Linked DNA regions of Homo sapiens: regions 1, 2 and 3 are each linked to region 4. A link is a loop called in an ENCODE intact Hi-C map of the cell type or tissue named here. Cell type or tissue: HepG2. All regions are shown on one strand. Each heading gives the region's core, and the rest is flanking DNA. Links, peaks and the distances in the headings are about the cores only. Region 1 overlaps DSG2 (desmoglein 2). Region 2 overlaps DSC3 (desmocollin 3). Region 3 has its middle 37 kb from the start of SLC25A52. Region 4 holds the start of DSG1-AS1 (DSG1 antisense RNA 1).

Region 1 (7,738 bases), core at 916-5,915, 81 kb after region 4:
ATGAGAAACTATCTTCTCAGTTTTGTTTTTTATTAAGTTTTTGTCATATGCAAAGCTTGGTGATTAGAGTGAAGAAGCTGGAACAACAGAATTCCTACCGTGGTCGATAGTGAGATGAGAAATGTCCATAAGAAAAGAAACCAGACACATGACCCCTATTTAGTGAATCCCTGCTTGATGCTAGGCAATGTGCTAAACACTGGAGAACTATAAAAAAGCCAGACATGTTCTGCCCTCATGGTGCTTACAGTCTAATGAATGGTATAACAAGTAAATGGCTAACTTCCAAATGGGTAACGATAAGAAGAGTAATAATAGAGAAACGTAGTACCATGGAGCCTATAGAAGGAGCAACTATCTCAGCACTGGGTATCCCAGCTGGTATCTGAGAATAATTATAAATTAGTGAGATGATATGAAGAGAAATAGATTCTAGGTAGAGAGAAGAGCATCTAAAAGGCCTGAAAATGATAGTTCATGGTTCTGCAGAGGAACCTAAACATTCATTGTTGCTTGAACTTAGAAAGTGAGGCAGAAGAATGTATAGGAAGATAGGCCTTCAAGCCAACAGAAGCCCAGAAAAGCTACTTGCCAAGGAAGTGTTTTCAGGGAGGTATTCACATCACTAAGTAAATGAAAAGATGGGCTTTGGGTGAGATGGTCAGGAAAGAGTCAAGAAAGAAGAGATAGGATTTGAGTGATTAAGTATAATTGCGCCCAGTTAAAAAGAGAGGCAACAGGCATTGAGGACTTGGTAAGCTGAGATCAAAGCCAGGCAGAAAAGCCCAGAGACCATGGGGTACCTGGGAGGGAGAAGCAGCCTGACTGCCACAGGGAGATTGGTTTGGGAGCCAAAGGGGTGGGAAGGCATTTTGGTTGTCACAGTGCCTGAGGATGCCCCTGGTATTTAGTTCCCAAGGTCCAGGGATGCTAAGACTCTACATTCTGCAGAACCTTCAAGAATTGGGCACGTGTGAAGAATTTTTCTATCCAAAATGCTTATAGCACCCACATTGAGAAACAGTGATAGGCAAAGTAAGAGGTTCTAAGTAGGGATTTATTTTACTTGTCTGGACCCTCTTTTTGAAAGGCAAATATCTCTTGGGTTGATTACGCCTTGATACATTCGTCCACTCAACAAATATTGAGCACCTACTCTGTGCCAAGCACTGTTCCAGGTCTCACCTCGAAATCACACCTGACTGTGGATTATTTTCATCAGTCAAGGAGTTTCCATCTGGCTGACTGGGGAATGTTTTGGATGGAGATGAGAGGAGATGAGACCGTTCAGATTTCCCTCGGTCTAAAACACCTCCATCCCACCACTCTTTCAAGCCCCCTACAATGCAAACAAAAACATTAAACAATGTTTGATACCCACTGCCTCAATTTAATGATCCAGTCTCCTTAGACCCCAAAAGTGCTAATTGAGAAACTGGGCAAGGGTCCTAGCTCAGTCATCATCTTCTTTTAAAACCATTAATCATATCATTTCTTGTTTCAGTTATCGCCTTCCTTTGCTTTCTCAGTATTCTGGGGTTCCTTTCACTTACAGGAACCTGCAGTGCTTCTCACCCCTTTTTATCTGGCCTAGCACGATGGGCAGACGGCAGAGGGGGGGACACAGTACATATATTACTAGGAGACATCAAGTAGGGGTGGGAGACAATGGCAGTGGCCAAGAGGGTGCTGCCCTTAGGACAGTGTGCATGTGGATGTTGAGAATGTCCCCAGTGGCCAGGCAATCCATGCTCGTCATTGAGCCGCACTGCCCTGCTCTCTGTTATGTAGCATCTCTCCGCCCTACTCAGATACTTTCCCCAGGACCTAAGCTTAACATGTCTACAATCTGTCTTCTGGAAATTGCATCTTTCTAGCCACTCAGACTGAAAACGTTGGCACCCTCTGACTCCTTCCCTATTATCCCCACACAGGGCATTGCCAAGGATTTTTGTCCCCATAAAGACTCCTACTTCTACCTGTCTATCTCATTGCCATTCCCCTGATACTGTTCCTCATTCCATCTCCCTGACTTAGTAATTTAATCTCTGAACTGTCTCCTGCCTTTTATCTTGCACAGTACTGCCAAAAAATCTTCAGAATCACTAGCGACATAGTCTCCCTAATCAGAAGCTGGCAACGACTCTCCACTCCTTATAAGATCAGTGAAGAGCCTCAGCTCAACGCTTTGTCCTTATTTTCTACTTGCCACCATCGTATAGTTCTAGGTGCCAAACTGCACTACTTCTCATTTTTTGTCCAAATATCTCCATGTTCTGGCACATGGAGTCCCTCATCTGTGCGTTTTCCTTCCTCCTGTATGCACAGAAACAGATTATCTTCCATTTCCAAGGCCAAGCCCATTGCTATCTCCTTGCTAAACCTCTCCTGATTTCCCCGCAAGGAAGTAATCTTGCCTTTTCTGAGTTCCCCAGAACTATTTTTATAGCCGTCAGTTATACAATTAAGGTTTCCTACCTCATAGTAGTTTGATCCTCCTATTAAACTGTAAGCTTCTTCAGAGCAAGATCTTTGTATCTTTTATCTATAAACTAGCTAAATGCCTTGGGCACGGACGTATTCTTTAAAAATGTGAGTTAAAGTATCTTTCTGTGTTTAGAAAAGCTGGAATAATGATATGGATTTCATGTGTTTAAGAGAATTATTTAATGCCCAGATAGGTTAAGTAGTAATTTTTTTTTCTTTTTTTTTTTTTTTCTTTTTTTTGAGATGGAGTCTCTCTCTTTCACCAGGCTGGAGTGCAGTGGTGCAGTCTCGGCTCACTGCAGCTTCCGCCTCCCAGGTTCCAGCGATTCTCCTGCCTCAACCTCCCGAGTAGCTGGGACTACAGGTGCACGCCACCACGCCCATCTAATTTTTGTATTTTTAGTAGAGACAGAGTTTCACCATGTTGGCCAGAATGGTCTTGGTCTCTTGACCTGGCCCGCCTCAGCCTCCCAAAGTGCTGGGATTACAGGCGTGAGCCACCGCACCTGGCCGAGTAGTAAATTTTTGTTTAAATTTTATGCATTTAGCAGTCACAAATTGGGCGTCTACTATATGACCAACAGTCTTCTAAGGACATGTGAACTGCCCCCTGCAATCCTGGAGCTTACAGTGGAGAAAGGAGTATAAGGACAAGAACTTGACATTTTTTGAATATCCGCTGTGTGCCAGTCACTGGATTTAATGAAAGTTAATAATGGGTGAAACTGAATCAAACCCAGGTTCACCTGGCACCAAATGCCTGTCTGTCAACCCAGAGGCATCATCGTGAATTCCCCTTACAGCAGTTTGCTACAGTGAGTCATCAATAAGGTCCGAACTTCTGGAACTAGATAATTAATTTCACTGCAAATTAGAATCATTCTAGAAAGGAAAAAAACAAGAAATGTAAATTAAGATTTACCTCATTTCAGAGATATAATCCTGCAAAACTGTACATATAACTTTCTAAAGCCCTTGATTTTCACTCTTTTCAATTTTGCTGATCCACTTATTTGAGACCAATGAAACGCCTGCTTCCCACTTTAGACCTTGGAATTGCCTGTCGGTTAATTTCTGGTAGTTCCTGCAGTTTGCCTTACTGACAGGCCAGTGCCATCTAATGGTAAAAAAGGACAGTCTGAAGCTCTTGGTTTTCTTAAACTGCCCAGTGAAAAGAAATCATTTTCTTCATTTTACTTTTCAGTTCAGGAATATATTGCAGCAAAAGAGTGGAGACAACCTATAATTTTTGTTTATCAAATTTTGTGAAGTCTGTTATACAGCTTTATTTATATTTTGCCTAATTCCAAAAGCATTTGTGGCCATTACAGAAAACACCTACCAATAAAAGAGTAAAATATTTTTTACATGTCTAGTCATTTAATAAATGCTATTTTGAATTGAAATTGTATTTTAGTTAGTTTGCTTGTTTGAGCAATCCAACGACTTCAAGGAAAAGAAAAAGTATCGTTTTGCTTTTTTGTTTTTTCTTTTTTTTTAATTATACTTTAAGTTCTGGGGTACATGTGCAGAACGTGCAGGTTTGTTACATAGGTTTACACATGCCATTGTGGTTTGCTGCACCCATCAACTCGTCATCTGTATTAGGTATTTCTCCTAGTACTATCCCTCCCCTACCCCCACAGCCTCAACAGGCCGCAGTGTGTGACGTTCCCCTCCCTGTGTCCATGTGTTCTCGTTGTTCAACTCCCCACTTATAAGTGAGAACATGTGGTGTTTGGTTTTCTGTTCTTGTGTTAGTTTGCTGAGAATGATGGTTTCCAGCTTCATCCATGTCCCTGCAAAGGACATGAGCTCATCCTTTTTTATGGCTGCATAGTATTCCATGGTGTATATGTACCACATTTTCTTTATCCAGTCTATCATTGATGGGCATTTGGGTTGGTTCCAAGTTTTTGCTGTTGTGAATAGTGCCTCAATAAACATATGTGTGCATGTGTCTTTATAGTAGAATGATTTATAATCTTATGGGTATATACCCAGTAATGGGATTGCTGAGTCAAATGGTATTTCTGGTTCTAGATCCTTGATGAATCGCCACACTGTCTTCCACAATGGTTGAACTAATTTACAGTCCCACCAACAGTGTAAAAGCATTCCTATTTCTCCATATCCTCTCCAGCATCTGTTGTTTCCTGGCTTTTTAATGATCGCCATTCTAACTGGTGTGAGATGGTATCTCATTGTGGTTTTGATTTGCATTCCCCTAATGACCAGTGATGATGAGCTTTTTTTCATGTTTGTTGGCTGCATAAATGTCTTCTTTTGAGAAGTGTCTGTTCATATCCTTCACCCACCTTTTGATAGGGCTGAGTGTTTTTTTCTTGTAAATTTGTTTAAGTTCCTTGTAGATTCTGGATATTAGCCCTTTGTCAGATGGATAGATTGCAAAAATTTTCTCCCATTCTGTAGGTTGCCTGTTCACTCTGATGATGGTTTCTTTTGCTGTGCAGAAGCTCTTTAGTTTAATTAGATCCCATTTGTCAATTTTGGCTTTTGTTGCCATTGCTTTAGGTGTTTTAGTCATGAAGTCTTTGCCAATGCCTATATCCTGAATGGTATTGCCTAGGTTTTCTTCTAGGATTTTTATGGTTTTAGGTCTTACATTTAAGTCTTTAATCCATCATGAGTTAATTTTTGTATAAAGTGTAAGGAAGGGGTCCAGTTTCAGTTTTCTGCATGTGGCTAGCCAGTTTTCCCAACACCATAAAATGGTATTTTTTGAGTGACAAATGCTTAGGACCAGTAAAAGTTAAACTAGAAGAAGAGGTATAAACCAGGGGAAAACACTACCTAAAGTGTTTTCCTACAGTTCAATTGTAGTTGATGAATACTTGTAAAATGAAAAATCTTTTTGTGATGGGGAGAATTCACAGTTACTGAACTGCCTGATTTATTTTATTTTATTTTATTTTATTTTATTTTATTTTATTTTATTTTATTTATTCTTGAGATAGAGTCTCATTCCGTCACCCAGGCTGGAGTGCAGTGGCGCCATCTCGGCTCACTGCAACCTCCGCCTCCTGGGTTCAAGTGATTCTTGTGCCTCAGCCTCCCTAGTAGCTGGGATTACAGGCATGCACCACCACACCTGGCTAATTTTTGTATTTTTAGTAGAGATGGAGTTTCACCATGTTGGCCAGGTTAGTCTTGAACTCCTGACCACAGGTGATCTGCCTACCTCTGCCTCCCAAAGTGCTGGGATTACAGGTGTGAGCTTACAGGCGTGAGCCACTGAGCCCGGCCTGAATTGCCTGATTTAGAACACATCTTTTCACACATCTGTCTGTAACTAGGGGCTCATTATCCAGTTTATGAATTATCCAGGCTCTCCTCTTCTTCCCTTTCCTATGCTACCATGTGATTTTACACAGTGGTTTCCAAAAGTGTGGTCCCACTTTTGGGGCCAAGCAGCATCAGCATCCCCAGGAAACTTGTTAGATACAAATTCTTGGACCCCATCCAGACCTACTGAGTCAGACACTCTAAGGCGGGACTCAGTAATCTGTGTTTTATCAAGGTGATTCTAATGCCACTCAAGCTTGAAAACCACTGTTAACATCCCAATTAGAAAATAAAAATAACTGGAGTAGAAAAGAAGATTAAATATTAAAAAGCCCTATGTCAAGGGAAAAAATAGGAACTGTCCATGAATATACAAAACTTTACTTGAAATAAGAATTCACAGCATGAATGAACAAGTCAAGTGTAGCAAAGCATTGCTAAATGCATATTTTAAAATTCTATGAGTTAATAAAAAGCTTTCAAAGAAACTGTCTTCCTCTTTGTAACTAACTTCAATATGACTCACCTAAAATCATATTTGTTACATTCAGATTAGCCCAAACATCCGAAGAACAGGTGAAAGATTTTGGTAAGTCATGTACTTTATTACTGTCAGACTTAAAATATTTATTATTATCTAAAGTTCAAATTCAGAGTTCAAAAATTAAAAGTTCAAAATATTGCTCTTTTTTTTTAAATTAGCAATTGTGAAAAATATAATTACATATTTAAATCAGCTGTTGAGTGAGACTGCTATAGGAGTATATAAATGTCTAGATCATCTGTAAGTTGGACTTTTAAGTTGGAATTTTCTAAATAAGTTATGCTGGTTAGCCGTAAAATAAATGTTATAAAAACTGTCTTTTCTTCCTCCTGTCCCCAAAATAAGATTAAGAAGAGAAAAGTGCAGTAGGTGAATTCCAACATAAATCTGACCCACGTCAGATTTATCAGAGCAGATCACCAAACTCACTGGTCCACCCTGACTGCACTGGGTCACTTGAACTCTTCTGAACATGTACATTTCTATGACTGTAGACTACAGAGCCTTCTTTGTGGCTATGGACGCTACTACAGACCAGACCACCAGCTCTGCCAATACAAATAGAAAAGTCAGGATGTGTGACCAGAGGAAATAAACAAGTGGCATCCACTCCCTTTATTTTATCTCATTTTATTTCTTTCAGATTATTTCAGCCAAAGTTGAAAGCTCTTTAAGAATGGATTGGGGATAAACCAGGGATCCTCTGGGCAGTTTTTGATTTGACCTTCTATACAATAAAAGGGAGAAACAAAAGAATTATAAAACATTCTGCTGGTTGGAAGGTTGAGTAACCAAGGAAAGAAAATAACACAGATGTTAGATGATGGGCCTGAGGTGGGCATGAATTTAAAGAACCACTGGCAAGTGCCACGTCCTCTGTGTTTGAGTTCTAAAGATAGTCCGTTGAGCACACTGCTTACCTTCTAGTAATTTCTCGCTGAATGGACATTAGAAGCCATTATAGTGACTGAAAGTTGAAATAATGTTTTAAACTAATTTGTATTTCTCTACATCCATTTTTAATAAGGTATCTCTTAGTCTGATCTATTAAAGTTTAAGGGATCACCTCACCATAAAACCACTGAACACTTCAAGATTCTCTACTTTAAAGGAAAGACTTCTGACAGAGAACCTGTCAGCCAGGAGGAGCTGTCATCCAGTGACTCATGAGTCCTTCTGGATTCTTGTTTAAACTCATCAAGGTGACTTCAGAACAGAAAGTCTTTTCTAAAAGTGCTGACCTTGAAAACAAAGAGTACATTGATTGATGGTGTTTGGTATTCCCTCATGCCTCTGCAGGAAAAAAAAAAAAATCTTTTGCCAGATACCAGGAAGTCCAGTTTTTATAAGATGTGCAGGATCCAATGGTAGAAAAATTTTTTACATGTTTTTCAAAGCAGC
Region 2 (7,679 bases), core at 2,649-7,648, 430 kb before region 4:
ACACACACACATTTATTTCCAACTATATTCCTATAGAAAATTGCTACTTCATAGGGCACTTCAACACATTTTGCCTCCAAAGTCAAATGAATTTGGTAGTGCAGTAGGGGTGAGTCCCAATTCTTTATGAGCTGCAACATTTTTAATTTAATTCAGTCTTCATTGTTTCTTTTCCAAAACTTTCTTCACATAGTGATACTCAATATTTCTTGTTTATTTTTTAAACTATCACTTAAAGTGAATACATAATAATGTGATATTAGCATAACTTAGCTATTGTTGGACTAATATTTATCCAGCATATTTATTACTAAAATATCCGTAAAAAAAAAAAAGAGCAGATGCTTTAGAGACCTTAATTCCAGTGCTGGAGTTTGAGATTTACCAGTTGTCTGTTTTAACATTTTTCACTTTTTGGAAAAGATAAGCAACAACTTGCTTTAAAAATATAAATTGGTGAGTAGCATAATTCAAAATTGAGAAAAAAATCATCATATACATACATGTTGAAATTGAACTTTACAATATTATTTTTGGAAACCTCCAGAATGTCTGACAAAGACCTAATTGTAGCACTGTGACATTATCTCTTTGTGCATGCTTCTGCTAATGTAATAAATTTGGGTTCCAAATTATTTAAAAAGTCAAGGCCATCTTCTTCCTGCTTTTCACTGCAGCAGCCCACAGAACCAGCTGGAGATCCTCTTCCCTCATAGTTATAAGTGAGGACATAATCTTGGGATGGCATGCGGTCTTCATTCTGATTACATCGATGCAATTTCTGTAAAATTTTTTAAAAAATGAATTGCATTATAGTTTTAAACAACTTAAATATATGAACATAAAATTTATTTTTATTTACCTTTTATGTTTAATTTTTAACCAGTGTGTCCTCTAATGGATTCCTACACACAGAAAATGCAAATGATTGGTCTATATCACAACCATACCATAAAGTCAGTATAGTTTACATTTCTAGTGCTCCATATAAATAAAAAATTATGTATACAAGTTTTATATTTAAGTACATTCAAGTTGTCATTAAATGCTTATCCCTAAATTTTATACACAGAGGTCAGTCTAGTCTAAAAAATAGAGACAATAGTCATACTGGTTAGGAGTTTGAGATAGGATGTCAAACAGCCTTGGTTGTGAGTCAAAGCTCTGGCTTTACCAACTAGCTATATGACTTTGGGCAAGTGACCAAATATCCTTTAGTCTCAGTGACCACCTAACAAGATTATTTTAGAAATTAATGACAAAATAATGACGCATAATACACTTATTATGCCCAGCACATATTAAAGGTACAATACATGTTAACTTGAATCACTATTATATGCAGTTATAAACTAGGTAGGATTTACCACATTAACTTCAGAAGCAAGTTTCCAAGATACTCAAACATGGCAAAATATATACATGCATCGAAAAGTTCAATGAAATTAAAAAGAATGAACATGACCCATATTGCAAAAACTGGGCTTTTATAATGAAGACGCCATGCATTCAGCCACATCTACCCTCTCTGCCACTGGCCTGTCTGCCAACTCGTCAACTGCCATGTCTCCTCCCTTTCCTCACCTGTGTGCCCACTCCTTGCCTATGTGGAGTTCATTGGCATGGCTTACGTTCTTTCTTCATGACATTGTTAGCCTTACCTCCCATTACCTGGTGTGCAACTGAGGAACCCTCCTAAGACTATGTCTTAAGCTTCACTCCATCTCAACCTGATATTACATAAATACTGACTGTCTAGAAGTAGAAAAAGAATTAACACTTGAATTTGACCCTCCAAAATGCTATGGATACATAACCTACAGCCCTATACCAGAGTATCACCCATTTGCATTCCATTCAAGGATTAAAGGTCTACTGTTTGTCCTGCAATGGCACTGGTATCCTCTGATAAAAGAGGTAAAAATTTAGTCCAGAAGAGTGTCTAATCCAGTGGCTTTCTACCTAGCTGCACATTTGAATCATCTCGGAAATGTAAAACAAAAACAAAACAAACAAAAAACCCCAAATTCATTAAATTAGAATCTTTTAGAGTAGAACACAGCCATTAGTTATGTTTTAAAAGCTTCATAGAGGATTTTGCCAAGCCAAGTGGCTCATGCGTATAATCCCGGCACTTTGGGAGGCCAAGGTGGGTGGATCACTTGAGCCTGGGAATTGGAGACCAACCTGGGCAACATGGCAAAACACCTTCTCCACAAAAAATACAAAATTTATCCAGGTGTGGTGGTGTATACCTGTAGTCCAAGCTACTCAGGAGGCTGACATAGAAGGATCACCTGAGCCCAGGAGGTCAAGGCTGCAGTGAGTGGAGATTGCACCACTGAACTCCAGCCTCAGCGACAGAGCAAGACCCTGCCTTAAAAAAAAAAAAAAAAAAAAAAAAAAAAGAAAAGAAAGAAAAAAGCTTCTGCTTCATAGGTGATTTTGGTATGAACAGAGAATTCCTTATTTTAATTCCTTCTTTCTTTCATATTCTTGCTTTCCTTAAAATAAAAGCACTTTACATTCGCATGGTGCTTTGTATATTTAAAATATGTCCTGCAATGGTGACTATAGTTAATAATAGTATATGTTATATTTCAAAATTGCAAAGAAAGTACATTTCAAATGTTCTCACCACAAAAAATAAGTATTTGAGGTGATGCATATGTTAAGTGTGATTTAATCATTCTACATTGCAGACATAAATCATAATATCACTTTGTGCCCCATAAACATATACAATTAAATTTTGTCAATTTGCAATAAGATAAAAATATATATAAATCATGCTATTTAATCTTTATCCTAAAACTGCATACAAATGTTGGTGTTTTCACAGAGAAATACAGATTTCATTTGAAAAGTTTGTAATTGTGAGGAACTAGAATTACTTTCACGATCTTCTATATCAAAAGGGTTCATGAGGTAAATACACAACTAAAAATGAGACGTTAGTGAAGAATATTAAAAACATCCTATATTTATGGGATTTTATAAATTAAATGAAATATGAAAAATGAAATAAAATCTCTTTTAAATTAAATAATGTAACAAAATCAAAGAGCACGGGAAAATGAACAGAGCAAGCAAGAGAGAGCCCACAGAAAAATACAGAAAATATATGTTAATTTGAATTGTCTATTTTTCTCCATTCGGAGGTTTAAATTTTAGACTCAAAACACCTAAGGAAACTCACTTCACCGAGACGGGGTTGAGTAAAACTGTGCCACTCCGAGTAAGTGTATCTGCAGTTGTCCACCTCCGTGTGTCCTCCCCTGCAGGAGTCCAGGGTATGATGATGCCCAGCCCCCCGGCAGGATTCCAAGGTCTGGTTTCCTCCTTTCATCATTTCAATGGTTTCCTGCCCTCCATTTTTCATTCCTGATCCCATAGTACCACAAAAACCTTGGCTAGAGTTGTTGGTAGTTTGGGTCATAAATCCATTGGCAGAGCACTGAAATAATAAAATGAAATAATTCATGTTGAGAGGAAATGGATTCTAAGTTGTCATGAGAAGGCAAAGGAGAGAGAATATTTGTTCAACCTTTTATTCATTCATTCATTCATTCATTCAACAGACATTTATCAGTTTCTAATTATGTGCCCAGATACTGTCTTCATTCATTTTGTGCTGCTATAACAGAATACCTGAGACTGGTTAATTTTTAAAGAACAGAGATTTATTTCTTACAGTTATGAAGTCTGGGAAGTCCAAGATCAAGGAGTTCACATTTGGCGAGGGCCCATCCCATGGCAGAAGGTGGAAGGGCAAAAGAGCACGAGTGAGAGGGAGAGGGAGAGAGGGAGAGAGGAGCAACAGGGGGCTGAACTTGCTTTTACAATAAGCTTTCATGATAATAAACCCATTCTCATGATAAGGACAGTAATCCATTCATGAGAGCAGAGCCCTCATGACCTAATCACCTACTAAAGGTCTCACCTCTCAACACTGTTGCATTGGGGATTAAGTTTCCAACATATCAGCTTTTAGGGACAAATTTCACCATAGCAAATGCAAAAGCCTAGGGATATAAAGATAGACATAGTCTCTCGATGGCTCCAAGAAGATCTTATTCCAGGGAGAGAGAAAAACAAATACTTTGAGAATGTGATTACTCTACTATGTGGGTGAGCACAAAATGTTACAAGAGCACAGAAGTAGAGCATTAAAATTCAAATCCAAACAGGGTAGGTGGAATAGAACAGGTAACTGGAAAAACTCTGAGCTAAGAGACTAGGGACTAGTAGGAGTGGGACAAACAAGGCAACCACTGTAGAAGGGTCTGGAGGCAAAAGGCAAACAATGTCCTTCAGGGGTCCCCAACTTCAATCAGTTGAGAACAGCTACCACATAAGATTAGGGTTGGGGGGAGTTAGAAAGGTTATAAAAGGCCATAAGATATAAAGATCTATATGCTATGCTAAAAAAATAGACTTTATTATGAAGATCACAGGGACTGTGAAGAATTTTAACTCATTACAGAGAGAAACACATTTCAAAAATATCATTCTAGGCAATAATGTGGAAGACAAATAAGAAGACAAATTTAAGTTCATGGAGATCAGATGGGGGTCACTGCATCTGATCTGATCTGATATTCCAGGTAAAAATGATAAGGACCTAAGCCAAGGAGGAAGCAGTGATGACTGAAAGAAGTAGATGGACTCCACAGAGAGCCTACAAGTATCTAGATGGATGAGGCAATCAAGGACAGAGTTAGAAATTATTCTTTTGTGTTCCATGAAGGCAAACAGGTAGATGGTACAACTCACTGAAACAGGGAGGAAAGATGTGCTTATGGGCAAGAGGAGAGTGAGCAACTAAAGTTTGAACATGGTAAACATTAGAAACATGTGGGATGTCCAAGATGAATATATGAATATGCGGATTTGGAACTCAGATGAGAGATTTGAGCTGGAGATATAATTCTGGGAGACACTCCCAAATAGGTGATAGTTGAGGCCATGGGAATAGAGGACCTATCCAGAGAAAATTGTCAACCAAAATAAAAAAGGGCTAAGGATAGAACCACAAGAAAAATCACATTTTAAGGGGAGGGTAAGAGAAACACAGCTGTGACAGGCCAGATCTGAATAGCCACTGAGATAACAGAGAAAACCAAAGTGGCAGGACCCTGAAGCCATGAAGAGAGAATATGGTAAGGAGTGGGAGCAGCCAATGATGTTAACAACAACAACAGAAAAATCACAGCAAGGTAAGAATGGGTTCAATTAAAGTATAAGCGCCCATTGGATTTAAGTGAAAGAATAGCCATTGATGAGCTTTGCCAAAAGAATTTCCAGGGAGTGCTGGGTAAGCAGGAAGGAGTATTATAGAGAAATCAAATATAATTTTTTCTTTCCTAAAGTTCAGTTTGAAAGAAAAAGAGAGATGTGGAGGGAACTAGAGGATGACAAAGAGTCAAGGAAATGCTTTAAAATGAAAAAGTCTTCATTAAACATTAACTTAATACTGGAACTTCACTCCGACCCTCTGAGCCATAGGACAGAAGTTTAGTTACAGTGGTAACCTCGACATGTCAGTTTTCATTACAAACAGTTACATTACTTTCAGGACAAGAACCTCCATTACATTCAGGTTCCTTTGTGCCACCTTCCTATCAATTTAAATTTTTTTCTACTTAAAATGCAGTCTTTAACTAAATTGAAAGATTTTTCAAATACAGATGATTTATTGAACCTGAAATATATCTACAAAAGTCATACTTACTGTCGCATTGCCTTAGAAAAAAATACCAGAAAAAAAGAATTGAAAAGTAGCCATTTGGTGGCAGTGCTACCCTACATTTTTTTATTTAAGTTGCCATTACAATAAAATTCAATTACAAAAAAGGAAAAAAAAAAACCCTCCTAATTATTAAATCTTCTTGATGGTATAATTTCGTTGTAATAAACACAAGTTCAAAGATCATATTTCTAAGTGAATAAAAGAGGAATTTAAAATAAACTAAAAGCAATGCTGAGCCTACAGGGCTAGCTTTCATACTTTTATTCTCTGCTCCTTTCTGTCCTCCTCCATCCACATTTCCCAAAGTTCCTTCTCACAGGGTATCAACAACTCTTTATCCATGTCAATAATTTCTAGGTTTACTTTTCCAGTCCTGATTATTCACCCAACTCCTAATCCCATGTGCATGCCTTCAAGTGAAATTCAGATCCAAAGCTAAAATGATCACTTTTACTCATTGTATTAAAGCAAGTTTATAGATTCAAGATGAAATTTTATGTTTTTGTATAAATTAATAATTCCAAGCCCCTTTTAGAAGTGTTCCTAACACAGAACAGGTACATATTGTGAAATGGCCACTCAATATCATCAGCTCTAGCATTAAATGGCAAAGAACAGATATTAAGTAAAAGTCATCCATGCCGGTCTTAAAAATAAAATAAGAACTTACTATGAGTCAAGGACTGTCAAGGGATTAAACCTGCTTTCTCGCTGGAGAGATCATCACAGGTTTCTACATGTAGGCACGTCAAGCATAGATGGGCTATGATTTTGCATGGTGGTGTGGAGGAGTTGAAGAGAGAAATAGTGAATAAGAAAGGCATCTTCACCCCGAGACATAGAAAAGGCTGGATATGTAGTCGTTGTCCCTGGCTATAGCCTCTGCCACTTTGACTCTGCTTTTTACTTTGTTCCTTAAGTTCAGTCAGTCAACAAGCTTATCCTTTATACCTTTGAAATATTTCTTATTCATCCCTATCTTAATATAACAATTACCATCATCCTGGTAGAATTAACTCATGCTTAAACTAAGCTTTCATCTTCCCCAACCCTGATGTCTTCCTATTCTCACTGATCCCCCTACTGACTCAGCTTCACGCTGCTTGATTATACCTCTCTCCTGTAGAAAAGCCTTGGCTGGCTCTCCTTTACCATGAGAATAAATCCGAAATCCTTAGTGCAGCATTTAGAAGTCCTATCTCCCACTTGTTTCTTAATATTCTCTTCTCTAACACCGAACTTGTTTCAAGCCTCTTTTCCAACACATGATTTCTTCTATTCTAAATCAATTTATTTATTATTTGCTAAATAGCCCCTAAACTTTATCATCTCCTGTCTTGTAGGCTATGCTGTTTTCCTCTTCTTTAGCTATTCTCACCGTCTCTTCACTTTCAAACCCTTCTTATTCTTTAAGTTACCAAGTAAGCTGTACCTCTTGTCACCAGCCTTTCTGGTTGATCCAAACTACATGAGTACATTTAGGTATCATAGGTGTTTTTGAACTCTGACAGTGCTTTATCATATTGGTTTATTGTCATGTTCCTATTTTGCTTTTCCATAAAGTAGGATCTATTTCTCATAAATAAGTTGGCATCTTTTTGAGGTAAGAACATGCCTTGTAAGTACTTTTGTGTATATATATATATTTTGTGTACATATATATATACTTTGTGTGTATATATATATACTTTGTGTATATGTGTGTGTATATATATACTTTGTGTTTATATATACTTTGTGTGTGTGTATATATATATATATATATATATACTTTACACAAAACAAGAAGCATAAAAGCACCTCAGAAGTCCTAAGAAATATATAAGGAAAGAGAGTGGCAGTAATCTTCCAAACCCCTCTCCCTTTCTTTTAGATATATCTCATTGATATTTTCCTAGCTATCTTGAGAACTTTTAGCAAGCTTTTT
Region 3 (7,489 bases), core at 1-5,000, 300 kb after region 4:
ACTCTTGGAGCCAGAGGCTGCATGACTCCTAAACTGTAATTTCTAAACTTGTAGCTAATTTGTCAGTCCTGCAAAGGCAGACTGGTCCCCAGGCAAGAAGGGGGTCTTTTCAGAAAAGGGCTGTTATTAATTTTGTTTTAAAGTCAAACCATGAACTGAATTTCTTCTTAAAGTTAGTTTGGCCTATGCCCAGGAATGAACAAGGACAGCTTAAAGGTTAGAAGCAAGATGGAGTTGCTTAGGTCTAATTTCTTTCACTGTCATAATTTCTTCAGTTGTAATTTTGCAAAGGTGGTTTCAATAAGAAGAAAGACAGGTGGATGAACCTGAAATACCGCTCCTAGTCCCTCACTTCTGAGCAGAGTGTGCTGTGGATCCAGACACTGGTGTGTTCCCTGGGAAGGGGCAAAGAGGTGCTGAGATTACCAGCAGGCTCCCTGAGGCCTGGGCTGGAGAGATGTCAAGGACTGCAAAATTGTGGGCAAATGGCAGGACTTCAGCTATGGGTGCCATCGTGATATCCAACACCACAAGGTACAACTAATCAGTAGCGCTTCAAAGGACACCAGACCTGGAGCAGGAACCAGGGAGTTCCCAAAAGGACTGACGCCCACCCATGTGGAGTAGAGGTCCCTCAATTCCCTGTCCCCAAGAGGCCCCTTGAACGGGGGAAAGAAATTTGAAGATGGAACATTGACCTGAATGAGACTGTGTGGATTGAAATGGAATGAAATAATGTGAATTGGCACGTGTGTCACCCTGCTCACCTTGGCATGTGTGTCACCCTGCTCACCACCCGTGCCATAGGGTCCTCATGACCAGAGTTAGGCCTGTCAAGCTAAATAACAAACAGAAAGAGACCCTTCAAAGATAATAAGCTTATTTGGGTGTGCACAGAAGATTTGCAAATCTGGGATATGCAGGCTTTGGAGACCGTAGGCACATCCAAAGTGGCTGAGGCAGGGGGAAGTGTTTAAAGGCAAAAGGGAGAAGTATACATCATTTGTTTTCAAACAGAGAATGTTGGTTACAGGGGATCATCACAGGAGTTGACACTGGTTCATTCGTGGAGACAGTGTGTCAGGCAAGTGTTCTTGTGCATTCTGCTTGCTGTCCTTGTGACTCATGTAGCAAGCTGCACTTTAGGAAGTTCTTGGCAGAAGTTCTTGTTACAGGCGTATGTGCATGAGAGTCCTTCAGAAAGTCTTTGTAACAGCGTATGTCCACCGGGGCCTGTCGGGGGGTGGGGGGCTGGGTGGGGGATAGCATTAGGAGAAATACCTAATATAAATGACGAGTTGATGGGTGAAGCAAGCCAACATGGCACATGTATACCTATGCATCAAACCTGCACGTTGTGCACATGTACCCTAGAACTTAAAGTATAAAAAAAAACCAACAAAAGTGGATGTCAGCAACTTCATGTTAAACATCTGTGTTACATTTCCATAGTAGAATGCCTAACATATACATTATAAACCATCATGAATCAAAACTGTAAAAAATAAAAACTTACAAAAAAAATAATGTGTGTCAACTTGACTAGGCAAGGGTGTGCAGTTGTCTGGTTAAACACTAGTCTAGGCATTGCCATGAAGATATTTTGTAGATGTGGTTAACATCTTTAAGCAGTTGACGCTAAGTAAAGCAGGCTACCCTTGATAATGTCGATAGGTCTTATCCAATCAGTTAAAGGTCTTAAGAACAAAGACGAAGGTTTCCCAGAGTAGAAGGAATTTACCTCCAGGCTGAAACATAGGTGTCTTTCCTGAGTTCCAGCCTGCTAGCCTGCCCTACAAATTTCAGACTCAAGACTACAACAATAACTCTTGCCTGAGTTTCTAACTTGGCATCCTGCCTTACAGATTTCAGATTTATCATCCCTCACAATTGTGTAAGCCAATTCTCTTTCTTTCTCTCTCTCTCTCTCTCTCTGTGTGTGTATGTGTGTGTGTGTGTATGTGTGTATGTGGGTTCTGTTTCTCTGGAGAGCCCTGATTGATACACTTGGCAGTATCTATCAAGTTGCAAACTCACATACCCTTCGAACTAGGAATTCTACACTAGGAATTCCACCCTCAGATGTACTCATGCATAAGTGAAATTATGCATACACAAGATTCTGTAGTACTGAAGAAATAATTAAATGCCCTTTACTGAAGTATTTAAAAATTATGGTATACACATAGCTAGAATAATTTGCAACCATAAACAAAAAAAAGCTTCCTGTATTCTTTTATAGAATCTCATCCAAGATAATATTAAGTGAAACCAAGATACAGAATTGAGTATATGGATACTACCATTCATATAGAAGGAGGAAGGAGCAAGGGTATTGTATACACAACACACACACACATACACACGTATTCTCTGGAAGAATACATAAGGAATTGGTAATATTGGGTAATATTGATTCTGGAGAATAAGAATATATTTTTGTAACTTTAGAGCTTGGTACCATATATCATGAAAACAAATCAATTGTGAGTGGAATTAAAAGGCACACCACATAACATTTATAAGGAAAGGATGCAGAATCCTGGGTGGCTGCTCACATTACAATGAGTCTTCCTCAGTAGTGCTCTCAGGTTTGTGATTGTTCTGCCCCCTAGAGGCGGCTTTGAGAAGTGCTTGAGATGAACGTCTCTGTGACTCCCTCATCAGCAGGCTCAGCTTAGCCTAGGAGCACAGGCCTGAAGTGGGTGCTCACAGGATGGTTTTCCTCTGCCTACTTGCCTTCATTTCATCTGGCAACAGTGGTTCCGGTAATGTTGGCAGTCAGTGGCTATCACGGTGGGAAGAATCAGAACTTGAATAAACCACAGCGCTACTATGATCCCGTTCTTAGTGGCAGAATCACACACAATAAAAGAGAATTTGAGGTCTTCAATCACTAATGAAATACCAAGACCTCTTTATTACTCAATTTGGGTCAAAAAATATCAGCTAGAAAAGGAAGTTGGGAATGATTATTCACGTTTATGAGTGTAGCCTCTGACATATAAATGAATTACATACTAATCATGAGGTTGGATTTTAAATCTTGGCATACTCAAAATGTACAGAAAAGACATGTTTTCACTGCAGGCTGCAGCTGAATAATGAAATATGAAAACTACATTTTTGAACTATTTAATTTTTTGAAATTTAAACATATAATTTAGCAATATAGCATACATATTTCCACCATCACACAATGTTAATGTTTTTCTTATTGGCTTCTAATTTCTTTTTTAATTATTGTTTTATAATAGATCCCTTTTATTGAAAGCTCACTGTTTGCAAAGCAGTCTACATTCATTATCCCATGAAATCCTCAAACAACCCTAAAAGGTAGGTGTCAGTACCACCGCACTTTGTGATTGTACCAGACAATCAGTAATAAGATAGGTAAGAATGGCTATGGGGGAAGTCAGCTGGGTTCTAGTTATAGTCGCATTTCAGAAAATTATTTAACATGCTGACTTTAACAACCTAAGCGTCTTCTCCCTGTGTGCACACAGGGTAGACCTCTGAAGAGTGGCGCTGTAGCTTCTAGGGTAAAGGCTGTGTTAAGTCAAGGCAGGATGACAGTTCAGCTTCCTCCCAGGCTAGTGCAAAGAGCTATTCACTAGGATTAAAGGCCTTCTCTCTCCCAGACTGAATTGCTCACCCCCCAAAACCCCTCCTACAGAAAATTTGGAGTCCTCGTTTATTCCCCGGCAGCCCCTGCCTAATAGGGTGGTGAATTAATTACCAAACATGCAACAAAGGATATCAAAGGTTTGGCGAAAATGGCAACATTTTGGAATAAATGACCGTAATGTGTGCTCTGCCTGCCACCCTAACTGGCGCACATTTTGCAGGTCAGTTGCTTTCCCTATGGCCAAGAGGAGGAAAAGCATCTCTCGGATTTCAGCTTGGAGGAGGAAGAGTTCAGGCTGCCAGAACTGGACTGGCACTTCTGAATATCCCGAGGCAAGGTCCCATAACTTCCTTGGGAAGCTCTGCCGCACCTCCAACCCACCCCACCCCACCCCACCCCACCAGGCTGCTGGAGTCTTGGGACCGCAGACCCCGCGGCCCAAATTCTTCCTCGCAGAGGGGAGGGGAGGGGTGTTCCGGCCGGGCAGGGCGGAAGGGAGGTTTGGGCTGGATTGTGGGATAAGATTGCCCTGGTGACGCGGAGCGGATCTGGACCCGAGCCTAATAAAGGCTGCGTAAATAAAGGTGTAGTTAATAAAGGACGGGATGGGGCGCGCGGTTGCCAGGGGCGCCAGCGTCTCGGGGCTGCCCTAATGGCTCCTGCTCAGTGCGCGGCGCCAGCGCTTGTCTTGTCCCGGCTGCGTCTCTGGGCCCCACGGGCCCCTCCTCACATGGCAACTATTGTGGCTACTAGTCCAGGCGGCTTAGCCTCTGGAGTGGGTCCAGGACCCGCTCCAGCTGACCTCTGACTCCCTGGGGCCAACTTAGCCCTGGTCTTCCCGCTCCTCCGATCTCCCACGCGAATCGCCGCCATGAGCTAACTCCCCACCCCCGGGCAGACCCGGGAGAGCTTTGATTACCTGGGGTCTTCTGCTTCCTCCCAGACGTCAGCTCCGCTTCAGGAATCGACTGAGACTTTGGCTCAGAGTTTGGTTCCATTCTTGGACACGGATTCAGCTGGAGAGCTGCCCCGGGGCCAGAGCAGTTCGCTGCTGCACACTGGGATCTGAATGACAAGCTGACTCGGCACAGAAGTCTCCCAGAGGTGGTTGCAATGCTAGACTGGGATCAGAACCAGGCCCTAGCTCGGCCTCTTTGCCTCAAAAGTAAGTTTCTAACTGTAGATCTAGATCAGGCTGCAGATCATCAGGCATATGAAATACTTGTTCCACCTCTAGATAGAAATCAAAAGCAAGGAACTTTACTGTTTCGCCCAAGAACCGGAAGAAAGATCTAGCTCAGCATCAAAGGCTTGCCAAGGTTGTTGTTGGAACTCCATACCGATTTGTATCAAAACCTCAGCGTCAGAAACAAACTCTGCAGAATGGGTATTTAGATTCAAGTATGGATATACTGTATCTGGGCAGCCTGCCTCCAGAACTCCAGGTGAGCTCAGATGAGCCTCCAGGGCCTCCTGAGCAAGCTGGACTTTCTCAGTTCCATCTAGAGCCTGAAACTCAAAATCCAGAAACCACTGAAGAGATCCAGTCCTCTACTCCAGCAAGAAGCTGCAGCGCAGCTTCCACAGCTCCCTGAGGTGGTAGAACTTTCTTCAACCAAAGCTGGAGGCCCCAGCTCTGCCTTCACAGTCCCTTGAGGGGGTCCACTCTTCAACAGAGCAGAAGGCTCCAGCACAGCAGCTACCTGCCTTTGAAGAGATCCTAGCCCCACTATTGATACATCATGAGGTAAATGTTCCATTGAAAAGTTGGAGTGAAGTTCAGCACTCACACTTGCCCAGTGTCACAATCAAACCTGTGGACGTGGAGCTTACGGTAACTCCAGAGCCAGGTAAGAAACTTACAACAAGCCAGGAACAGGCCCCAGCTCAGCCTCCAGAACACTCCAAAGAGGTGGGCTCTTCCTCAACCCAATTATAGCCCCCAGCTCAGACTCCAGACCCCCCTAAGGAGGTAGAACCTTCTCCAGTCCAGCAGAGTTCCCAGATGAGCCACCAGAGCCCCCTAAGGAGGTTGAACCATCTGCAACCCAGCAGGAAGCCTCAGGTCATCCTCCGAAGTCCACTGAAGAGGTCAGTCCTCCACTGCAGCAGGAGATACCAGCTCAGCCATCAGAGCCACCTGAGAAGGTCAAACCATCTCCAGTCATAAAGCAGCCCCCAACTCAGCTTTTAGAGCCACATTCAAAGTAATTAACTGGTATTATCTGTCCAAGAGATTGGATGGATAGGAAGTTAAACTTCTGGGAGATGCCTCATTATTTGTACCAGTGGCTCCACATTATTTCTTGATTAATTGTGCAGACTGAGAAGCTGACAGCTAGTTTTTCCAATTCAAGAGTCATCATGGGGATGTTCTCAATTGTTGTTAGTGGGACTTGTGTTGTTTCCATGTCGAGATATTGTAATGCCGGTAATTTAAACAGATAATAATCTCCAATAGTTGTCAGAGGATTGTGATTGAGAATTGTTAGTGGTGAAGGTTCGAGATAGAAGCTCTTCTTGCTGTCCCTCCTGCTGCTCCCTTGCATAGCACCAGTGCTGGAAGTTTCTGAGAGCAGTCTGCAGGTGCTGAACATCATACTTAAACTGGTCAACCCGAAGTTTGGCATTCTGCCTTTTATTAGGGGGCTCCTTGCTGGACAAAATCTCCCGATGTTCTAGATGGCTGAATATCTGGTCTGTGCTTGCTTGGATTTCACCTTCTACTAAGTGCACAGACTGCTTGTCTGCCGTCTCCAGGTGTCCCATGTGAGAATGTATCTCATGGACCTGCTTGTGCGTTTGCTGGTTCAGGGGCTCCATGTCACCGGCCCAGCTGGCCCCAACTCCAGCTCTGGCTTCCTTGGAATATGTCCTCGCAGCCCTGCTTCTAATTTATTTTTTTTAATTAAGATGCATTGGTTTTTTGCTGATCAAAAATTCTGACATATGGCCGGGCGTGGTGGCTCACGCCTGTAATCCCAGCACTTTGGGAGGCCGAGATGGGCGGATCACGAGGTCAGGAGATTGAGACCATCCTGGCTAACACGGTGAAACCCCATCTCTACTAAAAATACAAAAAATCAGCCGGGCATGTTGGCGGGCGTCTGTAGTCCCAGCTACTCGGGAGGCTGAGGCAGGAGAATGGCGTGAACCCGGGAGGCGGAGGTTGCAGTGAGCGAGATCGCACCACTGCACTCCAGCCTGGGCGACAGAGCGAGACTCCGTCTCAAAAAAAAAAAAAAAAAAAATTCTGACATATTACTGACAATTTCAAAAACAGGAAAAGTCTGACAGTATTAGTAGGGTTGACTAAAACAATATGAAATTGACTAAAATAAGTGGACTGTTTTGCAATTAAAAAATTTTAAGTCAATGCAAATATTTATAACTTTTAAGTCTCCTCTAAAAGATAACCAAAGAGCTTATTTAATCCTGTTTTAAATGATGTTAAATTCTTTGCAGATTATTACATAGGATATATTTTAGTAATGATTTAAAGGAGGAAGAAGCAGCCTATTTTATGTTCATTGTAAGTGTTTCTAATAATCATCATTGAATGGTATTAAGTAGCCAGGAGCAGAGATATTGGGGTTATGGTGCTCTGTAAATCAAGTTAATGACATGCCCTTTGATTTTCCAGAACATAAACTCTCATTGCTAATACCCTTCCCTCTGACCATTGTTGTTCATCAAAGTTCTTTCCTAGATGTTGTGTCCTCTACAAACTGTCAGTGATGGTTGTTGCATTCCCCTGGTTCAGTGGTCACTTGCATGCTGGTGACACTGGACTCCAGGCTTGCTGGAGCTTCCAATATGGGTATCCCTGGGAGTATCAAACTCAATGTGTCTCTGCACTCC
Region 4 (7,738 bases), core at 1,759-6,758:
AAGAGGGAAGCCGTATCAAAGCATATGGACAAATAATTTTTATTGCATTTTCCCAAATTTTTCTGTCAACAAGAATGTCCATTTACACTTCTGCCAGCTGTTCTTGACAGGGCTTGCTTAGCCATAGACCTAATAATAATTGATGTTATCAGCTTTTTAATGTTTAATAATCTAATAAAAATTATAATTATTTGATATTACTCATCATTATACAGAATTTGGCATTCAGTAAATATTAGTTGACAATAAAAGAATAAATTAATCAATCAATATTTTAAATTACCATATATACTTAAATACATTTCTAGTCTCTCTTCTATTAGATTGATATATTATTGGGTATGCTGATAATTCTGACCATTGTTACAGCTGTAGTATACTGTTTTCAGTGTGTTTACTATCTGACAGGTACAATCCCCACCCATTGGCTCTTTTTTTATTATTATTATCTTGGCACTTCTAATACATTCAAGTTAAAAAAATTTTGAAGGATATGTTTAGAATTAATTAAAATTAAATTGAATTATACATTAATAACTTTGATATCTTCAAAACTCCAGCATTAATTTGTAACTTTGCCTGTTCCATTATGACATTTACACAGGATAAATGATTTAGAAGAATGTTAAAACTTCTGGAAATTTGCTGATCATTGACAGAGGCCGTTGATAATAAGATTGCTTTCATTATAGCCTTTAGTTGATTAATAGTTTTTCTTTTCTTTTGAAGTTATTTCTTATGTATAAATTCGGTAACAAAAAAAATTATATGACAGGCAGCAAAATAGAGCTCTCAATATTAAGAACCAGATGAAAGTTATTTATTTTAATCATATTTTCCAAAGCAACATAAAAGCCAAATAAATGAATCCTAAACTTTAAACTTACATGTCACATGGAAAAATCCCACTTGCAGAAAGCCAACTTAATATCAGTAAATATGAAATAATTTTCAACTTTATCATAAATTTTGAAATATGTGAATGATTGCTGCAATATTTTAAACATAGACTAAATATCAAATACAGATCATGAAAATTAATTTGCAAAGACAATTTCTTTAAATTCTATTTTAGCTTACTTGAAATAACAGTAGGCTGAAGAAACCCAGTTGATAATGAGAAGGAATTACTGGCAGCAATTTTGCCAATGCTTTTATGGATTAAGAAAGCAAATAAATAAAAAAGATTGTGAGATGTCTTATCATTTTTGAAAATAATAAGGTAAAAATCAATAAAACTATTCAAACAATTATATACATTATTTTATATAAATTATATACATCCATTTATATATTTATATATAAATTTTCATAAATAAAATTATATAAATCCATTTTACAGATAACTATGTGTATTGTCTGGTTACTGAAGTGTTGGCATGCAGGTAGCATGTGCTAGCACAAAGTGTTTGTTCACTAGCTGAACTGTGCATAAGAAAGGTAGTGTCAGGGTGCCAATATATAAAGTAGATAAAGTGAGTTAAATGAAAGGGGAACAAATGAAAATTGAAGACTACCTGTATTTACTGTTGTTGGCATAAAAGATTGACCCTAAGCATCAAGAAAACTTTTCTTAAAAAGCGGACCACAAAATATAAATTAAAACCACAATAAGACAGCATCTCACTCCAGTCAGAATGGCTTTTGTTAAAAAGTCAAAAAATAGCAGATGTTGGGAAGGCTGCATAGAAAAGTGGACACTGATACACTGTTTGTGGGAATGTAAATTCCTCCAGCTACTGTGGAGAGTAGTTAGGAGATTTGTCAAAAAACTAAGAATTGAACTACCATTCCACCCAGCAATCCCATTACTGAGTATATACCCAAAGGAAAATAAATTGCTCTACCAAAAGGACACATGCACCCATATATTCATCATAGCACTATTCACAATAGCAAAAACATGGAATCAACCCATGTGCCCATCAGTGATGGACTGGATAAAGGGAATGTGGTACATATACACCATGGAATACTATGCAGCCATAAAAAGGAAGAAAATCATGTCCTTTGCAGCAAGGTGGATGCAGCTGGAGTGATTACCCTAAGGGAACTAATGCAAAAACAGAAATCCAAGTACCGCATGTTCTCAGTTATAAGTGGGAGCTAAACATTGGGTTCCCATGGACATAAAGATGGGAAAAATAGACATAGGGCTTACTAGAGTGGAGGTGGGTGTGGGACAAGGACTGAAAAACTACCTATCTGGTACTGTGCTCACTACCTGGGTGACAGTCATATCCTAAACCTCAGCATCACGTAATATACCTTTGTAACAAACCTGCACATGTACTCCCTGATTCTAAAATACAACTTTTAAAAAAATGAAAAAAAAAGAGAGAGGGAAACAAAAAAGGACCATACTTTCGTTAGAAATTCACAGAGCTAAGGTTTTCTGAGACTGATAAGATTACCGAGTTAAAAGTAAGAGAGAGGCTGAATGTGTGTTTGATAGGGAGGCAGCAAGTTTGTGTGGTGAGTGATGGTGAGGTGTTGGCACAAAAGTCACCATGCATGCATGTGATCAGAATAAATATTGATTGACTAGGAAGTCTTGTTAAATACACATTATGTATTTAACAAGGAGGCACTGACTGGGTGATGACTTTGATATCAGTGTGGCATGAGCCACCATATGTAGAGAACATGAAACTAGATAGGAATTATTAAAAAAAAAAAAAAGAGTAAAAAACAAGTATTTACTAGTATGTGTCTAGCACTAGGCTAATTGTTTCTCAAAATTTTTCTTATTTAATGCATCTTATGATCTTTCTTTTATAGTTGAAGAAAATTGAAAAGAAAAACTATAAGGAAATCACCGTGAACCAATTCCAGTGCTCATTCATTTATTCATTAAATGTTTTTTGAGCATTTTCATTATTTGCATATGAGCTAAGGGCTAGGTATAGAAACGTGAATTAGGGTCCTTACCATCAAGGACCTCAGTCAGATTCAGGAAGAAGTAAAGGGTTGAAATACAGTATGAGATACAGTTATACAAGGGGGTATGAATGAGTGTTAAGGGAGAAGAGAAGAGGGGCCTAGCATTAATGAGCTGGGAAAGGCTTCCCATAAGAAATGAACTTTGAGCCAAGCCTGGAAGGAACCACAGGAAACAGCCAGATGAAGAAATGAGAAGAGCATTCCAGGCCAATAGGATGGAATTGGAGACAAGGAGAGAAACAGGGAAGATGGAGAAAGACTGGCTCCTCTGACAGCTGGAAGCAGCTGGTAACGCTGAAGAATAAAGGCAGATCATCACAAGACAGGAAGGAGTCAGAAACCTGGAAATCAATGACATGTTAAGGAATTTCCATTTTAATCTGAAAGTTAAATCTGAAAGAGAACCATTGAATATGCCTAAAGGAGAACAGTGAATTTGAAATCGCTCGTGAAGTTTGCCTTGGCATGCATAGGAGGAGAATGAAGCAGTTGATGAGAAGACCAGCAAGGAGTTGTTTCAATGAACCAAGGCAGTGAAGAAATAACATGCGTTCCATCTACACATCTTAACCCTTGGGATAACTGAATAATTAGCTGCCCACATCACAAAATCGTAGTATAATTGTGCATTTCACATCATCAGCAAATGGTGGTAACGAGTGATGCCGGCTATATCCCAAAGGTGGCGCTGTAACCTAAAAGCACGGAGCCCAGGAAATGCCCTGCAAACTCTAAGGGTCTCTCTGTAGGACTATGTGCTGAAGGAGCTGACTCAGACATAGTCCTCCACCTCAAGAAAAATATGCCTTCTACATTTATAAGGAATAGAAATAAAATGAAAAGAAAAACTCAGTGTTAAGATGTCAAGGTTTTTTTTTTTTTTTTGCTCTTAGTGCAGGATGATTATTTTCCCAGTATAAAATTAACATGTGCTCATTGTAGAAAATTTAGAAAATGTAAAAATATAAAAGAAAATGAAAATAATTTCCCATTACCCAGAGACAACAACTAACACCATGATAATTCTCCTCGACTAATGCTAACACAGCTCTACCCTTCAACTGATAGGTAAGGCCTAGAAACCCAAATCTGTGACTGAAATTTAGTCTTTCTCTAATACCCATATTCATTGCATACATTATTTTTTTAGTTGAGATTATCCTATATAAAAGCCTGTACCTGCATTTTACGCTTAATATTCTTCATAAAATAATTAAAGAGATATTTCATCCCATGAAATGACACTGAGGTTTCCTCTACTCCTTTAATATTATAAGTGATTGTGTGATTAATATCTTTGTGCATAGAGCTTAACATGCACTTTACATTATTTCCATTAGAATTGAAGTTTTGGGGTCAATGACTATGCACATGTTTTAAAATCTGTATATTACAACACACTGTTAACAAGACAGTCCTTGATGTTAGTGAAGACACCTTATACACCAAAGTACAATAATCATAGCTATAAATTTTTTTATATCTCTGGAGTTCTAGTTTTCCTCCCAGTTCTGAGTCTGTGAGTCCAATAGATATCATTATGAAACTTACATTTGTTTATAAGGATGCCAGCATTATAAAGGCATATTTAAATAGATAACCTCTGCTATCAGGGGTTAGGTTGTGCCAGTTGTTTTTGATGGCCATAAAACTTACTTGGTTTTTGGACTGAAGACAATATAGGCTTTGCTATCTACAATGTGTCCAGCCCCTATCTATATATAGTATAGTCCTAGAACCAAAGTTATAGGACATAATTTTCTAAGAAAGAACCATATTACATCTAACAATTTGAACACTGAAGAACTCTCTCCTCCAAGAAAATAGGCATGAGAAGGCCTGAACCACAATGCCACAACAGAATCTCCCAGGTATTACCTGTGGGCTGATTGATAGAACTCGGAAGACAGCTATCAATAAGTATCCTTAGATTTAAATACACGTTTTAGAGGAAAAAAATATTCCCAGCTTAGTCCTTCAGTGCAAATGAGAACAAGAAAAAAAGAAAAATATATATATTCCCAGCAAAGAGGACATGATCTGACATGATAATGGTGGATCTTATCCTGAGATGGCACTTATTACTTATCTTCATTCCTAATTTCAAACAACTGAAGATTTTTACACTGTCCAGAATACATTACACTATGACTAATCTTTCACAATTTGTGGATTTCATGTACTAGCCTGCTCCTTGTTATTTTCTATTTCCATAGTTTCTATTTCCACCCCTCTCTTTGCCTCCCTTAATTTAGGGAATGTATATGCTCTGCCTCACCTGCACTGTGATGTTGGCAAGAAAGAAGGTACTGTGACAACTGACATTTTAACTCAGATAAAATGTCTTGTTTTATCCCTTGGACAGGATGGAAGACCTGGACATGTGAGGGAACATTCCGTTTATATAGTAATCACTTTCATAACAGTTACAAGCTGGATGCAAACTCCCCCAAACAAATGTCGCAAGCTAATAAGAGTCACTAACTTTTTCTGATGGCTGTTATCTATTCATACAGCAGCATAATCTTCACAGCATGATTAGAATCCTTTACCAAAGACTCAGAATGCCTCCACCAACTACTGAAATCTAGTAGTACTTGAGGACCAAGCCACAGAGCAAGCGCTAAAAAAAAAGTTAACTAGAACCTTACCACTTTTTCACGCACCCCAATTTCATAAAATGTATCAGTAAAAAAAAACAATTATCTAAAGAAAAAAAAAGTAAAGAAAAATTATTTATCACATAGGTAACTTGGTGTCAACTAGGTAACTGATCTATTTTAATTTAGGAAGTTAGTGTCTTCCTTCCTCAATTTTCAGATTTTCTGAGGGGAGGCTCAAAAGGCTCGAGAGGCTCTCTACAAGGAGAAAGCAAGCCAGAGAATCTGAAAAAGTGAGCAATTCGCTAGCAGAATAAGACAGAACAGTACACCTACCCTCTATTAACTCCAGCCTCTCCCAGTCTCTCTCCAAGGCATCAGCTCTTTTCTGCCCTGCATCACAGGCTACCTCCAAAAACAAAGTCCAGAGCATCAGTACGGCACTGGGCTTCCCCGATTCCTCCCTCCACACTCTTCTCTCCCCTAAAGGGCAAAAGGAGGGGATAAAGAGAAAAGACCACAGATAATCTCACTGGCTTGGGAATTATGGTTTCCGTGGAATAAAAAGGAGTGTTCTTTCTCTGAAGATGAGGGTGTGTTCATTTCACTGCATGTTTTGGCAAAGTACTTGTCAAGCATCCTTAGCTAAGACAGAAAAGCATGTAGCTTAACAAGAAAAAAGGCTGAGAAATGAAATCTGAAGTTGAAACCACTAAGCTCCATGACAGGCAGACAGATTAGCAGTGACTACTTGAAAGAGAAAACATCCATCAATTTGCCAACAAGAAAATCTGGTCAAAATAAGGAAATGCTTTCTCGTGAGTCCTGAAATTTGAAACAATTGGTGACTCTAAGGGTTGGGTGCGTGATTAATAGCAACCATACCTCCTGAATTTTCAGGGCAGGTTCATAATTATTATCACCACCCCTCTCAGGCTTAACTTAAAATCATCTACCTGTTGTCCTCTTATGTATACATTCTTGTTACATTAAATTGAGTTTTAGAAAATACAATCACCGTAATGGGCATTCATTAAATATTTGTCAATTTTGCATAACCAATCAGTCATGTATAATCCTTCACAGCATGAATCGAATTAGTTCCTTTCTTTCTATGCCTGTTGGCACACCCTGATCCAAAATTATACCATTATCTCATCTATCTCTATGTCTCTAGGTCAGACTGTGCTCAGTACATGTTAGGCACTAATACATGCCTATAAAATGAATATTTGTTGAGTTATCCTTCTTCAGTCACTTCTTAACACTTTTACCAAAATCATCTCTTCTATTAGCTGTAGATTATGGGAAAAAATCTATCTTTTAAAAAAAGAAATTATAAAGAGATATGTTTTTAACCTTTCAGGGGTAAAATATTAGATGCTTCAGCTTCTTGCAAACAAGGCTTGCAGCTTTGCATGACTGGATTGAGAATTCTATTCATATTTGGGTCCAATTCTTGCATAAGACACATAAAATCTGTTCTCATTTCTTTTCTTATTTATAAAATTAAAGAATTTGACCAAATCTGTGTTTTTCAAACTGTTAGTCACACCTCCAATGATGGGTCATAAAGTCAATTTAGTATGCCTATCTAGACATTTTTAATGAAATTAAATAAAATATTTAAAAATCAGAATACATCACACAAAGTAAGAGTAAGTATTGCCTTAAAAAATTTGTTTCGTTTCTGTACATGTGTCTGTGTATGTGTGTGTGTACTGGTTGGTGGCATAACTATGTTTTTGACCATGAGTTGTGGTTAAAAGAAATTTGAAAGCCACTAGACTAGTTCATTTTAAGTTTCCTCAGGCTCTCAAATGCTTGAATTCTATGAGTAAGTTGAGAGAGATATAGGAAGGGTTTTAGTGCTAGGAAGAGGGAAACTAGAGCAATAGACACAAGGCAGTATCCCCTGGAGCAGAAAAAATGCTGTGCATGTGAGAGATACCATCAGTACACTCCATATTATTCACATCACAGGAAGATAAGCACTGGGTAGGTCCTTTCTACAGAACACCTCTTCCGGAAAAGCACTGGGAAAATAAGAAAGTCATTAAATCCCTAGATTGCAAGAGAAGAATTTGTAAAAATGAGTACTCAATGATCCTCACCTACTCTAGGCCCATTGTAATCGTTACTAAGGAGAGGCAGTTTATCTACATAGAAAGAAGGCTGTGGTTGTAGGTGCATTA

The links. A loop is a pair of places that touch in the nucleus more often than their neighbours do. Peaks named below come from ENCODE experiments on the same cell type or tissue, not always from the same donor. Only the 100,000 strongest peaks of a DNase experiment are listed, where the experiment ranks them.
Region 1: a loop joins it to region 4, with 11 times the contacts of the local background. A loop is called at or near these places in 22 of 110 quality-filtered maps.
Region 2: a loop joins it to region 4, with 2.9 times the contacts of the local background. A loop is called at or near these places in 4 of 110 quality-filtered maps.
Region 3: it touches region 4 in a loop (17-fold over the local background); 7 of 110 quality-filtered maps call a loop at or near these places.

What each region holds. Positions count from the first base shown.
Region 1 is chr18:31,502,954-31,510,691 of GRCh38, forward strand. The region is part of intron 1 of DSG2 (desmoglein 2); the gene reads left to right. Among named protein-coding and RNA genes, the nearest start is that of DSG2, 8.6 kb to the left of the region's middle. In HepG2, for the core only: a CTCF peak has its summit at 3,602 (motif pointing left); a DNase peak (open chromatin) is centred at 3,588.
Region 2 is chr18:30,993,592-31,001,270 of GRCh38, forward strand. DSC3 (desmocollin 3) reads right to left here. Exons shown (of 16, transcript NM_001941.5): 15 at 3,200-3,457; 16 at 1-781. The coding sequence ends at 584. Among named protein-coding and RNA genes, the nearest start is that of DSC3, 45 kb to the right of the region's middle. RefSeq lists an enhancer at 3,595-4,169. In HepG2, for the core only: a CTCF peak has its summit at 5,774; no DNase peak of the experiment used is centred there.
Region 3 is chr18:31,719,947-31,727,435 of GRCh38, forward strand. It overlaps a transcript of B4GALT6 not described here, the pseudogene LRRC37A7P and the pseudogene LOC390846. Among named protein-coding and RNA genes, the nearest start is that of SLC25A52, 37 kb to the right of the region's middle. RefSeq lists enhancers at 3,977-5,176, 4,406-4,505, 4,472-4,971. In HepG2, for the core only: a CTCF peak has its summit at 2,600 (motif pointing left); a DNase peak (open chromatin) is centred at 2,605; H3K27me3 peaks cover 352 bases.
Region 4 is chr18:31,420,954-31,428,691 of GRCh38, forward strand. DSG1-AS1 (DSG1 antisense RNA 1) reads right to left here and starts at 6,035. Exons shown (of 4, transcript NR_110788.1): 1 at 5,880-6,035. In HepG2, for the core only: a CTCF peak has its summit at 3,642; no DNase peak of the experiment used is centred there.